Regions from separate parts of the Homo sapiens genome. Here region 2 is linked to region 1. Evidence: chromatin loops called from intact Hi-C (ENCODE). Cell type or tissue: transverse colon. All regions are shown on one strand. Region 1 overlaps CAMK1D (calcium/calmodulin dependent protein kinase ID). Region 2 overlaps CAMK1D (calcium/calmodulin dependent protein kinase ID).

Region 1 (2,500 bases):
AGTAACCAGGTTATAAGCAGCTTCGAATATCAGGGTGAAGAGATGGGGCTTCATTTTTAGTATCCTACATCCTTATGGCTAGAAAGAACTGTAGAGGCCATCTCGTCCAATCACACCCAAAACCAAGCCAAGAGGCCACCCTACGGGGCTCAGGTGCCTCCCTGTCCCACTGTCCTTCTGACCTCAGCCTCTCCGGAACAGACCATCTCTCAGAGAGCTGCAGCCCTGCCTCCATCCACTGCAGTCTATCGTATACATCACTGGACTGAACTCATCACTGTCCCCTCTTGCTGTTCATTCACTGCCCTGGGAGGCATCAACAGACATGATCCAAGACAATCACAGGGTCAGGACCCACTCGAAGGTCTCAATGGATGTTCTCCTCCTTCTGTATCCAGAACCCCTTGCTTTTGAGGATGCTACGAGGAAACAATGGCTTGAGCCCAGAGAAATGAATGTTATAATGCTATCAGGAAACCTACTACTAAAAAACATCAGCTTGGATATTGTGAGAATTACAGTTTGGCACACTTCTGGGAGATAATGTAGAGGTTGAAACAAAATCACAGGTGGAGAACACGTCCTTGTCTGCGATGACTATAATCAGGACCCTCCCACACAATCAGCTTTTCACTTCACAGCCACACCACGGCCTCTAACTTTGCTCCCTGTAATAGTCTGACAACCTCGACATGGGGACAACACACAAGAATCTGGAAGAAAGGACTCACCTTTAGCTCTGCATCTTCACCGGATGCACATTATATTTTTATGTAAACGTGTTTATTGTCATTTTGGCCTTTCAACACCTTGGCATGAAACGTTTTTACTACATCGAGTGCAAAGTTGATTGCATAGTCATAGTTTTAGAAACCAAAAGGTAAGGCTAAAACCAGGACTGGATCAGTCTTTAAAAGGACTCTTCAGATCCTCAGATTCCCCTCCTGTCCTGAAGAAAGCCCAGAGGTTTGCTCTCTAAGAAGATTACTGCATACAGTGGAGTGGAGATTAAAGCACTTTAGAGAAAATAAGCCACTGAACAAAAGCTCCCGCCTCACCCAAGCTCAGCTCCCAGAATGCTGGCAGCTGGCCTCTGTCCCCACCAAACAAATACACACAGACATTTACAGCAGCTTTATTCACAACTGCCCAGACCCGGAAGCAACACAGTCCCCCAGTAGGTGAACAGGTAAACTGTGGTACATCTAGACAATGGACTAGTATCCAGTGCTAAAAAGAAATAAGCTATCAAGCCACTTAACTGTGCATTTCTAAGTGAATGAAGCCAATCTTGAAAGACTACATATTGTATGATTCCCATTATATGACCTTATAGAAAAGGTAAAACTATGAAGACGGTGAAAAGGTCAGTGGCAGCCAAAGATTGGAAGGAGAAGGGGAAGGGAGGGAAGAACAGGTGGAAAACAGGATTTGTATAGCAGTGAAACGATTCTGCAGGCCTCTATGATGGTGGATACATGTCATATATTTGTCAAAACCCACAGAATGTATAACATAAAGAGTGGACCCTAATGTAAACTAAGGGCTTTAGTTAATAATAATGTACCAATACTGGCTCATCAATTATAGCAAATGTACCGCTCATCAATACCAATATTGGCTTATCAATTATAACAAATGTACCACCCTAATTCAAGATGTTAATAATAGGGCAAATTGGGTTGGGGGTATATGAGAACTCCCTGTACTTTCCACTCAATTTTTCTCAAAACCGAAAACTGCTAGACTATGATAAAGTAAAAATAAGACAAAGTTATTAATTAGACACACACACAGTGAGCCATGACCACACTAGTACATACTAGAATGGCTAAAATTTAAAAGACCAACAACACCAAGGATTAATGAGCAACTAAAACTATCTTACATTACTGGAGGGAATGAAATGGTACAACCCCACTGGAAAACAGTTAAACACATATGTGCCAAATTACCCAGCAATTCCATTCGTAGATATTTACCTGAAAGAAATGAAAACATAGGTCTACACAAACACTTGAATACAAATGTTCATAACAGCTTTAACTTAATAGCCTGAAACTGGGAAAAACTCAGTTTTGTTTTGTTTTTTGTTTTTTGTTTTTTTTTGAGACAGAGTCTTGCTCTGTCGCCCAGGCTGGAGTGCAGTGGCACAATCTTGGTTCACTGCAACCTCTGCCTTCCAGGTTCAAGCGATTCCCCTGCCTCAGCCTCCTGAGTAGCCGGGATTACAGGTGTGCGCCACCACGCCTGGCTAAATTTTTTTGTATTTTTAGTAGAGAGGGGGTTTCACCATGTTAGCCAGGATGGTCTTGATCTCCTGACCTTGTGATCTGCCTGCCTCGGCCTCCCAAAATTTCGGACTACAGGCGTGAGCCACTGCACCTGGCCTTGTTTTTTTCTGTGTTCATCAACAGGTAAATGAATAAACACCTCGTGTTACATTTATGCAAAGGAATTTCATACATGCAGTGAAAAAGAACAATCCCAACAGCATGAA
Region 2 (2,500 bases), 170 kb after region 1:
ACAGAAACACAGATTTTTATCATTCTCTTTAACAGCTGCATAGCGTTCCACTGTCGATACACACCATCACCCCTTTAACCAGTCCCTTATTGACTGATGGCCACTTGGCGGCTTCCAACACTCTGGTGTCACAAAGCTTCAATGATAATTGTGAGCAAATGTCATTTCATCACATGTGGGGGTGTATCTGCAGTAAAGATTCCCAGAAACAGGACTGCTGGGTCAAAGGGTAAATGTATCCGTAATGTTAGTTCATGGCACCAGATGCCCCTCCTGTAGGGTTGTTTAAAAGTACTGTTAGGTGCTATAAAAAGGTAGAGATTTTTTTTTTTTTTTTTTTTTTTGAGACAGAGTCTCACTCTGTCACCGAGGCTGGACTGCAGTGGCGCAATCATAGCTCACTGCAGCCTTGACCTCCTGGGCTCAAGTGATCCTCCCGCCTCAACCTGGGACAACAGGCACGTGCCGCCATGCCTGGCTAAGATTTAAATTTTTGTAGAGACAGGCCCTCACCATGTTGCCCAGGCTGAGTGATACTTTAAATGTATATGTGTGGTATAGGTCCTGAGAATGTTTTCCATTCTTGTCACGGGGACTGTTAACCTATTTCTTTACTTTCATAAAACACGGGATCTTTTAAAATTTAAATCAATGCGGCATCCCCCACTGGTGGTCTGAGTTCACCTTCCCTATTAAACTTGCATCCAACAATTCTCTTAGGCTAACAGGTTTCCCCTCTAGCAACCTATTGGAAGAAAACAGCCCCTCTCAAAAAGACTTGAAAGCCTAGTTAATATGGGTGGAATTAAATTTTTATAAGAGCATTCAGGAATTCTAAATCAGCAGCAAATATTTTTCTCATCACAAGACACACAATGACATGGAAATCAAACATAAATGAATATTTTAAAACTTTATTCATTCCAATTCAGGGGATCCCCAAACCTAGTTTATATTCCCAGAGTTTTTAGTAATTCATGACTTTTTCACAGTGAGAATCTATAATGAGAAAATGGTGCCTATCTGCAGAAGCGATAAAGGGTTCTTTCCCACCCAAGCTTCTGGAGAAGGCATGAGGAAACAATGTACTTTCACATGAGAATCTCAGATTTCAGGAAATTGACCTTCTGACTTAGAACATTTATTATGGGCGGGGTGCACCAAAGCAATGATCTGCTTTCATACTGGCACGAACTGGCTAAATACAAGTCATATGAGACTAAATTCACTCCTTTGTTTAATATGGTTTTGTATAACACCTTCAGTTTACTTTAAAATCATTTGGCACGGACAGCATGATATTCTCCATGGGCTAGTTGCTGTAAATGTCAATTCTAAGAACAGTCAGTTAACCTAATCAATAACTCATACTCCATCCACCAAAGACATGGACAAGAATGTTTTCAGCTGTTTGCTTCATATTGTCCCAAACTGGAAACAACCAAATGTCCATCAACTACAGAAAGGAACCTAAACTTTATATGATGGAATTACAGAGCAATGGGGAAAAAACGAACAACTTTTACATACAACAACATGAATCAATGTCATAAAACATAAGTGCAATTCCATTTATATGGAATTTAAAAGCAGGCAAAACTAATCTAAGGTGACAACAGTCAGAACCGTGATTACCAGGCTGGACATAGTGGCTCATGCCTGTAATCCCAACACTTTGGAAGGCCAAGGCGGGCGAACTGCTTGAGCCCAGTAGTTTGACACCAGCCTGGGCCACATGGCAAAACCCCTGTCTCTACAAAAAAATACGAAAATTAGCTGGGTGTGGTGGTGCATACCTGAAGTCTCAGCTACTTGGGACACTGTGGCAGGAGGATTGCTTAAGCCCGGGAGGTCAAGGCTGCAGTGAGCCCTGGTCATGTCACTGCACTCCAGCCTGAGCTACAGAGCAAGACCCTCTATCCTTATGCGAGATTCCTAAAAAGGTCCAGCCATTGGTTTGGGAAATTTCTGGCTGCCTGAGGCTCCTCCTAGGGTAAGAGAACCCTGGTTTTGGAATACTGGAAAATCTGCCTCGAGGGAAGCTTTCATCCAAAGTGGCACTCAGAGCACACAGTAAGGCACAGAGCAGGGACTCCTGATGACAGAACCACCACCCAGACTGTACTCGGCCAGCCGGCCGGCCTGCTCACACATTTCCTAAATAAGGGATCTTATGTGAATTTGGTATGAAACTTGCTTGCATTATAACCTGGCAATGAGAATGTAGGAGAACAGCTAACTGTCATTCACCTAAAATTTTACCTACTAAAAAACCTGAGCGCGGACAGCCAGTCTGGCTTAGTTCCATTCTCCAGAGGTTTGCAGATTATTAGGTGAGTGGCAACATAGCGCAGGCACAGAGGCTCACACCTGTAATCCCAGCACTTTTAGGGGCTGAGGCAGGAGGATCACTTGAGTCCAGGATTTCAAGACCAGCCTGGGGAACACAGCGAGACTCCATCTCTACAAAAAATTTTAAAATTTGCCAGGCATGGCAGTG

The links. A loop is a pair of places that touch in the nucleus more often than their neighbours do. Peaks named below come from ENCODE experiments on the same cell type or tissue, not always from the same donor. Only the 100,000 strongest peaks of a DNase experiment are listed, where the experiment ranks them.
Region 2: a loop joins it to region 1, with 3 times the contacts of the local background. A loop is called at or near these places in 2 of 110 quality-filtered maps.

Annotation. Positions count from the first base shown.
Region 1 is chr10:12,627,690-12,630,189 of GRCh38, reverse strand. All of the region lies in intron 2 of CAMK1D (calcium/calmodulin dependent protein kinase ID), which reads right to left. Among named protein-coding and RNA genes, the nearest start is that of MIR4481, 24 kb to the left of the region's middle. In transverse colon, no CTCF peak of the experiment used is centred here; a DNase peak (open chromatin) is centred at 1,119; H3K27ac peaks cover 2,036 bases.
Region 2 is chr10:12,454,611-12,457,110 of GRCh38, reverse strand. The region is part of intron 1 of CAMK1D (calcium/calmodulin dependent protein kinase ID); the gene reads right to left. It also overlaps the pseudogene RNU6ATAC39P. Among named protein-coding and RNA genes, the nearest start is that of CAMK1D, 110 kb to the right of the region's middle. In transverse colon, no CTCF peak of the experiment used is centred here; a DNase peak (open chromatin) is centred at 1,150; H3K27ac peaks cover 2,143 bases.